Regions from separate parts of the Homo sapiens genome. Here region 1 is linked to region 2. The links are chromatin loops, found by intact Hi-C in ENCODE. Cell type or tissue: A673. All regions are shown on one strand. Links, peaks and the distances in the headings refer to the core of each region. The heading gives the core; the rest is flanking DNA.

What was found. Peaks named below come from ENCODE experiments on the same cell type or tissue, not always from the same donor. Only the 100,000 strongest peaks of a DNase experiment are listed, where the experiment ranks them.
Region 1: it touches region 2 in a loop (8-fold over the local background); 5 of 110 quality-filtered maps call a loop at or near these places.

Annotation. Positions count from the first base shown.
Region 1 is chr22:32,137,456-32,145,355 of GRCh38, reverse strand. No RefSeq gene overlaps it. Among named protein-coding and RNA genes, the nearest start is that of C22orf42, 18 kb to the left of the region's middle. In A673, for the core only: CTCF peaks have their summits at 4,259 and 4,469 (motif pointing left); no DNase peak of the experiment used is centred there; H3K27me3 peaks cover 746 bases.
Region 2 is chr22:32,264,526-32,268,525 of GRCh38, reverse strand. It overlaps SLC5A4-AS1 (SLC5A4 antisense RNA 1), which reads right to left. Exons shown (of 4, transcript NR_149072.1): 3 at 1-238. It also overlaps a transcript of SLC5A4 not described here. Among named protein-coding and RNA genes, the nearest start is that of SLC5A4, 11 kb to the right of the region's middle. In A673, for the core only: a CTCF peak has its summit at 2,167 (motif pointing right); a DNase peak (open chromatin) is centred at 2,205.

The sequences.
Region 1 (7,900 bases), core at 2,146-6,145, 130 kb after region 2:
ACGCCTGGCTAGTTTTTTGTATTATTTATTTTTTTAGTAGAGATGGGGTTTCATCATGTTAGCCAGGATGGTCACGATCTCCTGACCTTGTGATTGCCCGCCTCAGCCTCCAAAAGTGCTGGCATTACAGTTGTGAGCCACTCTGCCTGGCCAGGTAAGTATATTTTTTAAAAAACAGCTTTATTGAGACATAGTTGACATGCAAAACAATTTACCTATTTAATGTGGGTGATTCAGTGTTTTCACATTTACAAGGTTGTGCAATCATTGTTAGAATCTAATTTTAGAATCTTTTCATTCCCCCTTCAAAGAAACCCCACAGCCATTAGTAGTCACTTCTCTCTTTTCCCCAACCCGCATATCCCTGGCCCTAGGCAGCCACTCATCTACTTCCTGTTTTTCTAGATTTGCCTACTCTGGCAATTTCCTTTTTTTTAAATTTAATTTCTACTTTAAGTTCAGAGATACATGCGCAGGATGTGCAGGTTTGTTACATAGGTAAAAGTGTGGCATGGTGGTTTGCTGCACCTGTCAACCCATCACCTAGCTATTAAGCCCTGCATACATTAGCTACTTATCCCGATGCCCTCCCTCCTGCTTCAGCCCCCGAGAGCCCCACTGTGTATTGCTCCCCTCTCTAACATTGTACATATTCTAATACTGCTCCCTTCCTAATGACAAATCTAAGTGATGAGTCAGGGAAGATTCTCTTGCCTGCTTTTGTCTGGAGAACCTCCCTGGCTTCAGGTTCCTGATAGGTGTGAGGACCTGGGGTACGTTGTGAGAAACAGATGGCTCACTGAAGAACTGTGATCATCTGCTAGGGTCCCTGGAAACAGCCATATCATTTAGATGGTGTGGGTTTGTGTGCAAAAGGGCTGGGAGGTAACTAGTAGTGAGTTAATATGTAGTGATTATGAGTGTGTTTGTCAATGTGTGTTTCCCCCAGAAAATGTGGACCCACATGCACAACACAGTACAAGTGTGACTGTTTTTGAATTCCTGGCCTATAGTGATCTTCTCACCTCGGCCTCCCGAGTCATGTCATTCGTCTAATAGAAAGGAAGAAAAAATCCCACCACCACCATACACTTCACATAAATCACCTCTTTCCTCCCTCATCACAGCTGTACTGGAAGGCCAGTTGAATATCCTACTTAGATATTGTGGGATGGAGAGGGTACAGAAAAGAATGAACCCAGATTTTAACCTCCTGAATGGAAGAGGCAAACATGAACCCAGAAATGGGTCCCAATGTTGATGCTCTGTGTTACTCAACTGTGTCACTCTGGCATGAGATAAGGTGTCCCCACACCAGGGAGTTCCAGCACTTATGTGTATACTTGAAACTGTAATGGCCTATAAAGCATGCCAAACATTGCCCATCATCCAAGGGGGCCTCAGTGGTCACATAACCCAGGGTAGCAAAAGATACTGGAACAGCAGGCGTTAACATGGGCATTACTGTGAAACACACATAGAAAGCCCACAGGCTTTTGGTCAGCTCACAGATTCGGAGAAGGGTAAGATACCACATAGAACAGTACACATCAGCATCTGTTAGAGCTGGGGTCATTCCTCAGCACTTGGTCAAAGCAGGGGAAAATCAGGAAGATAATTGTATTGTATTTAATAACATGACCACCTCAAGCCTCAGAAATGCTCCAATCTATAGGAGACAGACAAGGGCCAGTGCCACATCAGAATGCAGAGGACAACATTGTTGTTAGCCTGGCACCCATCACCCTCACTGGAGACCTCCTGCATAGCTAGAGTAGTGAGGCTCAGCACTCACCATGTGCTGACCCCCATGATGGACGTTTCACTGCCGGGGGCTGGTGGGAACATGAACAGCCACCGACTCAATGGACGCACAGACAGTGTAAAGAAAGGGAAGACCAGAAAGAGAACTATCACAGGGTTAGCACTCACTATCTCTAAATAATAGGGAAATGCAGCATTTTAAGGGCTTTTTTTATTTACTTGTCTTTGTAACAAAGGATTAGTAAAGATATAATACAATTATTTTGCCTACTGTTCTTTCAATAAATGAGTAGAGTGACAGTCAGTGCACTGGTGCTGCTTAGGAATCCCACGAGGAGCCTTGGGGGATGTGGACCGGGGCTGGAGTGTATGGAGGTCGGTGGTTGACAAGCAGGGACTGAGCTGCTGCTGAGCCATCCTCCTTGGTGGTGAAGGAAGGAAGGCAGAGAGGGGTGGAAAGAAATGATGACCGAGCCTTGGCTTTCCAACTAGGGGAACATAGTCAATGTGAAATAGTCACCTAAAGAATAGGTTAATACAAAAAGACACAGTAACAACTTCATTTAAGACATAAATAAGAAATGTCACCTCTTGCTTAGCCTTTCTATTCCTCACAGCATTTGACTCATCTGTATACTTTACTCCTGCCACCTCTCTCCTTCACCCACCTTTTCTAGGAAAGGCCTCAGAGTTCATCCTCCACAAGCCATCTTTAGCATAGAGAGTGGGGCAGGGCTTGTTCCTCTGAAGTTAGACCCTGGCCCAGCCACATGTGACACTCAGTTGTGGTAGGAAGCTGGGAAGGAAAAAGCTAATGACATCTAACAAATGTTAGATATCTTCAGATAATGTTACTAGAGATAGGAAATGCCATGTTTATGTGGAAACTCAGTCTCTCTTCACTTAGCCTAGTCATAGTTTCTGTGTGCTCTGCTCAGGAAATCCTGTAAAATGCAAAGGGTACAACAGGTTTGCTTGAGGGACTGAGCATCAGGCTGAGCTCTTGGCTTCCTTCCTAGGAGGATAAAGGGTAGGTCAAGCTTCACAAGGTTGGGGAAGACAAACTCAACACTGGGACAGGAGAATCTCCATCATGCCCTGTTGATGCTACTGTTGAAATAGGTTTTTGTTTGCTTCTGAAAACCTTCACGCGCAGAAAGCCAAGGTAGTTGCTTTAAGTCATGATGAATGTGAATAAAGTGGACCACATGATGATTTGAGGTTTCTTTTGGAGCAGGCATTCTATGGAAATACATTGCTTTTCAGTAGAATTTGATTGTCCTGTATGTGTCAGTATCTTTCCATGAACAAAACAGAACAATGAAACTGTTTGATTTGGCAATGTCACTTGTTCACCCGAGAAGTGATTTTCTCATGACCAGATTGCCCTAGACATCTTTCATCTCTAGAGAATAGATTCCCCATGGTGCTTCAGGGGCCCTGCTATGTATGATTCAAGGAAAATATCAGTGTTACCAACATTGAGGTTCTTAGAATTCATGGACAGCTGCCCAGTGGGCTCCATGGGAGAGAGCGAGAGAGAGCCTCATGCTAGACCTGAAGGGGAACATGATTTAGAGGATCAGAAGGAAAAAAAATGAGGATATTGGGACATTGTTGGAAGAGAAGCTCAAGGTTGCAAGGTTAGGGGCATCAGTTCAACATCATCACCGGGGCCCAGGCAGGATATGAGACCCCTTCTGAGTCGGAGTGAGCAGGACCTGGCCTTCCTGTCTGCCGAGAGTATGCTGTGAACATCATCCTAAGTGCTTCGAGAAAGCAGCTTCCTTATTGTACCATGTCTTCCCCATCTCTTTGTGTGATGATGGCAATGACACCAGCAGAAATTGGTGAGAGGGGCAGAACAGGAATCAGGTCCCCACTTTTCTGACACAGAGCAGACAGGACACGAGTCAGTAGGGATGGACTTCAGGGTCAGGCCAGACACAGAGAGGTCCCAGACCTGATCTTCCTGGGGCTGTGACAGATAAGTTTTCATTTTTCACCTCTTCTGGAAGTCACCTGGGGAACGGTCCTTCAGTAGACACTGTTGGCCAATGGTTGTCTGGCCCAGAAATATGTTTCAACTAGACGTACGCCCCAGTTCTTGGCCAGGGCAGTGGCAGCGCTCCCGAGTAGCAGGGGAAGTGGGGAGGGACACGAGTTCCAGTGCAGGGTGAGCTCAGCAAAGGGGTGGGGACTGACCCTAGGGTCCAGGTCATCGAATCCGCAACACCTCAGTTTCCACTTACTTTGGAGATGGTTTAACATCTTCAGTATCAAACTTGGGGTCTTCCCACAGATGGATAGAGGAACCCTGGCCATGGGTGTTTGCTGCCAGGGCAGTGACTGTCTCTTCCTCATTTGTTCTTATCCCAGAGCTCAGTCCTGGGGAAGACACGTTAGGCCCCATGAATGTTTTAATGAACACACCCCAGGGATGAGTTCTAGATCACCCCTGGGCTGGGATCTAGTGCAGGTGTGGAAAGGTTTTCTTCACAGCCTGTCCAGCCTATTGAGCCCCACACTCATCCTGGAGCCTGCCCAGCTTATGATTCAGGGTCCCTGGAGATGAGGGTGAGCTCCTGAGGACAGCGAGTTGCCCCTACCTCTCTGCTCCTGCCGCCGTGATCTTGTCTAGACAGGGTGTGCAGGGCCATGCTCTTCCACTGGGTGCAAGAGCGCCCCCTGCTGGAATCCCTCTGGACCTGGATATTGTCCTCATGGTCATATCCCCAGCCCCACACAGTGACTGGCTCTTATGCAGATGCCCAGGAAGTAACCTTAAATGTATGCTAGGATCAGAGCAGCAAACGATTCTGCAAAAAAAAAAACACCAGGATAGGGGAGTCTTGTCTTCCTCATTTCTGGATCTCTGGAGCTGTCCCGTCTAGTGTGGTTCTCAGTCATATATGTGCCTCTTCATGGTTAAATAAATTTAAATATATACAATTAAAAATTCAGAACCTCATCAACAGAGACCATGCAATGGCCCAGCAGCCACATGTTTATACAGCTCGAGTTTTCCTTCTTTCCACCCTTTGATGAGAACATGATCTTCAGGCTGGTGCTGGTTTACCGGAAATTCTCGGGGTGGTACATGTGCTAAAAGACTTTTAGTTTTGAGGGAAAGGAAAGTGGGAGATAAATCAAGTATATAATTTTTAAGAAATGGACCTTTTATTTTAAATGTGGGGACATCAGCAGTGGACTTTATAGTCCTTGGTGCCTTCTTACTGAGAAATTTCCTTTAGCACCTATTTTTATTAGTTTTTATGTAATGCCCAACCTTGTTTTTTCCTTATTCACCTGGCCTTGTTTCTCCCTTAGCTAAGAGAACCAGACAAACTCCATCTTGGCTCTTTCACTGGCAGACCCTTCCTCAAGGACTTAACTTGTGCAAGCTGACTCCCCAGCACATCCAAGAATGCAATTAACTGATAAGATACTGTGGCAAGCTATATCCGCAGTCCCCAAGAATTCGTCTGATTGATAACGCCCAAAGCCCCGCGTCTATCACCTTGTAATAGTCTTAAAGCCCCTGCACCTGGAACTGTTTACTTTCCTGTAACCATTTATCCTTTTAACTTTTTGACTACTTAACTTCTGTAAAATTGTTTTAACTAGACGCCCCCCCCTTCCTAAACCAAGATATTAAAGTTAATCAAGCCCTTCCCTCGGGGCCGAGAGAATTTTGAGCGTTAGCCGTGTCTCGGTTGCCGGCTAATAAAGGACTCTTAGTTCATCTCAAAGTGTGGCGTTTTTCTAACTGGCTCGGGCACAACATTTAGACCGAAGAAAGCCAAACACCATTTTATATTTGACAATGCTTCCTGTATGTTTATACCACATAAGCTAGATTTCACCTTTATATTAGTGTTATTAATGTTAAACAGTTTTAATAAAACTTTGTAGACATATTTATTCAATTTTTAATGTCTGACCTTTTATAGACTTTTTTAACCTTTTATAATTTTTGTCAAAGAGCAGGTTAGCGCTTTAAGAAAAATCTGTTGTGTTTTTATTTTAATGTCCAGTTCACAGAAAAACTGGATGATACCCCTTTAACTTTAGCCAATATGTTTACACACAGAATTTTCTTTACAATTAATGTTTCAAAACTTGCTTAAACCTTCAAAACAATTTTTGTAACCTTTTAATGTAGGTAAAAATCCACATTCTTATGCTTCCTTATAATCCTTTTACCAAAGGCATATTTTACTTTCCTTATATACCTTGCACATAAACTGTTTCTTCAACAGTTTTACATTCAGGAGGATAATTAATTTAAATTATACAACATTTCTTGCATAAATTTCTTTTTCTAACACTTTTTTTCATGATTTTCACAGACAATTCTTCGACATGTCTCAACTTTCTGACTTATTGGAAACATCCCTTTCCTTAAACAACTAGTTAATTTATTTCAGGACAAGAATTTTCCATATAACATTCCTTTTTATATAAATTCTGCACCCCCACTTTTTTTCTTTTTTCTTTTTTTCGAAGATGATAACCATTCTTTTCCAAAGCAAACTTCCTTCAGGTCTGTGGACTAGACTGTCTAAGGCCACAGATTAGAAGTTACTATCATACACGTTACACTGTTAACTTTTAGCAAAACAACTTTACTTTTGTTGAAAACCTTGTAAGTGTGGGATTTCAATTATCCTTTGCTATTAATAAGACTTTGTTTAGTCCAGATTAACTTAGAATTGGTATAGATGGCTTTTTTTTTTCCTGGTTCTGTAAGTACTTCAAGGCTTGGCTGGGTGGCAAAGTTGAGCAGACCAATTATTAGGCAATTTTCCTAACTCTACTTCTACAAGAGTTTTCCTCAATTACAAAATACCCATTGTGGTTTTTCTCCTTAATCACCTGGGAGGAACTATCTATCATCCTGTCCTGAAGGTAGTTCCTCCTAGGTCTGGTCGGATCTTTGTATGGTAATTAAGATTTAAATTCCCTGTTAGGAAATCTTCTGGGTTAAGGGAATTTTCAGGGGTTTATGTTAAATCATCTTTTTCTAACGGAGTAGCCCCATACTTTAAGATTTTTGAGTTATTAAGCTACCTTTTTGCTTTTTTTTTTTTAACTTAGGATACTTCTGAACTGGTGAGGTGTGCTCACAATGAGGTTTCCTCTAAAAGTTATTTTTCTACTTTCTTCTGTCAGCAAAGCAGTTGCCGCTACAGACTGAATGCATTCGGGCCACCCGTGGGTTAATGGGTTCAAGGAATTCACACCAAATCAGAATCAAAACCAAAACCAAAGTGCAGATAAAGGACACGCCCGTTCGTCAAGCAATTTAAACCAAGTCAAAACCAAAACCAAAACCAAAACCAAAGTGCTGATAAAGGCACGCTGTGGGTGATCAGGCCATGCTTCCACTCAAATGGAGTGGACAAGTTCCCAAGACAGGTCCTGTCAAGCAATTCAAGTCAAAATCGAAACCAAAACCAAAGTGCCGATAAAGGCACGCCCATTTGTCAAGTAATTCAAACCAAGTCAAAATCAAAACCAAAACCAAAGTGCCGACAAAGGCACGCCCGTTTGCCAAGGAATTCAAACCAAGTCAAAATCAAAACCAAAACCAAAGTGCCGATAAAGGCACTCTGTGGGTGATCAGGCCATGCTTCCACTCAAATGGAGTGGGCAAGTTCCCAAGACCAGTCCTACCATGTTCCAGATATACGGACTCCAAGCGCCAGTTCCCTCCCGGTGCTCAGCCACTGCATTGATCCTCTGCTGGGGCCTGCCATGCACTGCTCTGACAAGGCATTCCACCGGGGCAAATGCCTACCCAGGAGCATGCTCAGGATCCACGTAGCTCAAGCTGGCCAGAGTCCCCTGCAGGGATGCTCCACAGGGCAAGCCTAAGCCACCTAAGGGGCTGCTTCACTTCCCGGTCAGGGAACCAAGAAATGTAGCAGGATGAGCCACAGACAAAACTCCTCAGACACCGGGTTAAAGAAGGAAGAGGCTTTATTAGGCCGGGAGGTCAGCAGACTTGCGTCATAAGAACAGAACCGAGCTCCCCAAAGAAAGAGTTCCTGGCCCTTTTAAGGGCTTACAACTCTAAGGGGTCCACGTGACAGGGTCGTGATAGACTGAGCAAGCATGGGGTACATGACTA
Region 2 (4,000 bases), core at 1-4,000:
GTTCCTTGATTTTAGAATCCATCTTTCCCAGCTGGAAATCGGGCCTGATGTCATTCTTCTGAGTAGCCACAGAGCGAAAGGAGCACATTACACCTTCCTCATGGGGTTCCTTCAGAAGTGAACTGATGCAGCGGATGCAGCAGACACATCCACGACTTAGGTACACGGGTTTTTCAAGATAAGATAGGGAGATGAGACATCGACTCGCTTCTTGAAATTGTTCAGCCGTGACCACTCTCTATGGAAAAATGTACATGCTATTAGAGTGTCATGAGTTGAAGGACAACACTCCTTGGAAATCTTTCCTCCTTATATACATAGAGATATCAGGGCCTACTATGCACAATTACTAGTGAAACATAATGAAACACAATATAAATACATATATAAAAGACTCAGGGCCTTGAGCTTCTGATATTTTAAATGCTAGCTGGAGTGCAGTGGCGCCATCTCGGCTCACTGCAAGCTCCACCTCCTGGGTTTACGCCATTCTCCTGCCTCAGCTTCCCAAGTACCTGGGACTACAGGCGCCCACCACCACGCCTGGCTAATTTTTTGTATTTTTAGTAGAGATGGAGTTTCACTGTGTTAGCCAGGATGGTCTCAATCTCCTGACCTCGTGATCCTCCTGCCTCAGCCTCCCAAAGTGCTGGGATTACAGGCGTGAGCCACCACGTCCAGCCAGGACTTGATTGTTTCTTTGGGAAGTTGATGTCATAAAAGTGTCTATACTGGGCTGTCCTGCCACATGTGGCTCTTGAGCACCTGAAATGGGGCATATCAGAATTGAGATGTGCTTTCAGTGTAAAATGCATAATGGATTTGGAAAATGTAATGAGAAATAGAGAATGTAAATGATGTTGTTAAGAACTTTTAAAGGTTGGCTGGGTGCAGTGGCATGTGCCTGTAGTCCTAGCACCCTGGGAGGCTGAGTCGGGAGGATCGCCTGAGCCCAAGAAGTTGAAGCTACAGTGAGCTATGATCGTGCCACTGCACTCCAGCCTGGGTGATGGAGGGAGACCCTGTTTCTTAAAAACAATCTTAAAGTTAATTTCATGCTGAAATGATAACATTTTCTGTATTAAAATTTTAATTTTTTTCTTAATTTATTCTCACCTCTGCTCCACTAGGTTCTCCCCTGGCCTCCAATTGCTTCCACTGACAACTCAGTTGGAGTGAGCTCCACTTACAAGGGTTTTTGTGTAGAGTGTCCCTCCTCCCACCTTATTCACATCCTGCTTATCATTCTTAATCCAATCAGATTTTGATTTAATTATGCTATATATTAGATTTTTACTGACGTCATAAGCAGATTGCCACAAAGGAGATCGTCCTCACTAAAGGGTTTTCACAGTTAATATGGACAAATATTGCCACATCATTCTAAATTAGGTCTTGTATATTGTGGGCGTTGGTAAGATTTGGGATCAGGATTGAAACTGTTCAAACAAAACATTTGGCATCAAAATTAATTGTTATGAATGGAGCTAATTTCAAATTGTTTTTGATCATGAAAATAAAAACTCACAGTTTGATGAAGAAAATTAGTCAAACTTACTCACAGGTCTTTCCTAAAACCACACTCATTAGACCAGTCATTTATTAAAAAGGACTTACTCTTGTGAAGATCCACATTTAGAAGAGGTTGAATTCACTTCCACATAAAAATATTTTTTCTGCATTATGATTTTCTTAAGAACATTTTCTTTGGTCTAGCTTACTTTACTGTAAGAACACAGTACATAACACATATGCAAAATATGCGTTAACGGACTTGATATTATGGGTAAGGCTTCCAGTCAACAATGGGCCATTCATCCTTAAGTTATTGGGAAGTCAAAAGTTATGCACAGGTATTGGACTGCCGGGGGCTCAGTGCCCCTAAACCCCACATTTTTTAAGGGTCAGCTGTATCTAAAAATCTCAAGAACATTGCCCGTGGCCAGTATTTATAATTTTTTCTTTGCTTTTAGACAAAATCATTCCTGTACATTTAATTTCATTAATATTACTCTCTGTATTTGTAAATAGTTTGTGCTTAATCTGTAAAGTGTGAACAGGTTTTAGTTTTTGCATGACTATTGCAGACATATTGAACCACGTTTGATAAATGAAGTAATAGTGAAACTACCTAGGGTTTTCTCTCAGCTGCCTCCCTCTTCCCTGTCTCCAGGTGGCGCTGTGTGGAAGTTTATGAAGAGACCTGGTCCGGATCCAAGCTTTCTGTCCCCGTTCTACTTTCTGAAACGCCCACCAAAAGACACGGGCCCCTGGCATCTCATAACCACTCAGTTAGTCATCATTTCTGTTTTTTAATAGCTGAGGATATCCTGACTACTTGCTCTTCACAAGATTATTATAAATTATACTAGTTTAAATTCAAAGGCAAAGTTTCCCCCTTCCTGCTCCCTGGAAACCTTTATCCCTGAATGACATGGCTAAATGGCTAAGCTCTCCTGCACCCAATGCCCTGATCAAGTGTTTCTTCCTGTAGGGGCCTTTCCTTTTGCCCCAAGGCAAATCCTTTCTCTGTTGTCCTCCCCTGGCAATTTATAAACACTTGTAACAGAATCTGTTACTATTCTTATTTGTATTGATGTGGTCTTAAAAGAGTCAAACTTAGTTGAGAGCTGTATCTGTGGCCTACATTTTGTTCTGTTTGTTTTGTTTTGTTTTTCCTTTTTTTGAGACAGAGTCCCACTCCATCACCCAGGCTGGAGTGCAGTGGCATGATCTCGGCTCACTGCAACCTCCACCTCCCCGGTTCAAGCGTTTCTCGTTCCTCTCCCTCCCGCAAAGCTGGAATTACAGGCATGAGCCACCACACCCAGCTAATTTTTGTATTTTTAGTAGAGAGGGGGTTTCACCATGTTGACTGGGCTGGTCTCAAACACCTGGCCTCAAGTGATCCACCCACCTCAGCCTCCGAAAGTGTGTGGCCTACATTTTGGATATGAAATATGAAAAATATTTACCAAAAAGTAGACAACAAATAATTACTATTGGATCCACATATAATTTAATCAATCTGGTTTCCTTCATATTTCCTCTTGCTTTTCATCCTCCTTGCAGTTTCATGATTCTCTGGAGGTCATCTAAAACAATAATATAATTTAAGGAAGCAAATTTTTTTTTCTTGAGACAGGGTCTTGCTCTGTTGCCCAGGCTGGAGTGCAATGGTACAATTATGGCTCACTGTAGCCTCGAACTCCTGGGCTGAAGCCATCCTCCTGCCTCAGCCTCCCCAGTAGCTGGGACTACCAGTGTGTGCTACCAAGACTGGCTAATTTTTTAACTATTTTGTAGAGATGAGGATCTCACTATATTGCCAGAACTGGTCTTAAGCAATCTTCCCACCTTGGCCTTCCAAAGTGCTGGGATAACAGGTGTGAGCCACCATGCCTGGCAAGGAAGCAAATTTGATTTTACATCATCCAAAGAGTAACACAAAGGAAGTATATCTGAGTTGTAGTACATCAATAAGTGGAAATATTAAGATTCTATATAAATTATTTGTGATTTCCTTTCTAAGAAAGAGACTACAATTATCATTATACATGGGCATTTTCAAACATTTCCAAACTTGAGATGAAAAAAAGAAAGAAAATATGAGACAGTGACTATATTTGAGGTATATTCTTTCAACAGACTATAAACGTGCGGGGTTCACACATTTATCAGCCAAAAACAGATTCAAAATACATACATTCTTAGTCTTAACAAGGGCTACAAAAAAAGTGTGGAACAGCTATCAGTAATATATTTTGTGTTAATATGAATTCTAGGCTTGGATAAAACATGCAGGGTATGATTACAACTTTAGATGTCTTCTTTTTAAATGTTATTTCTCTTTTAGGACTTCGGTCTGATTAAATGTTATTTCTTTTTTAGGACTTTGGTCTGATTAATAGATGTCTTCTTTTTTCTGGTTTCTTGTTTCGTTTTGTTTTGTTTTGAGACTGGGTCTCTGTCGCCCACTGCTGCTAGAATGCAGTGGCAT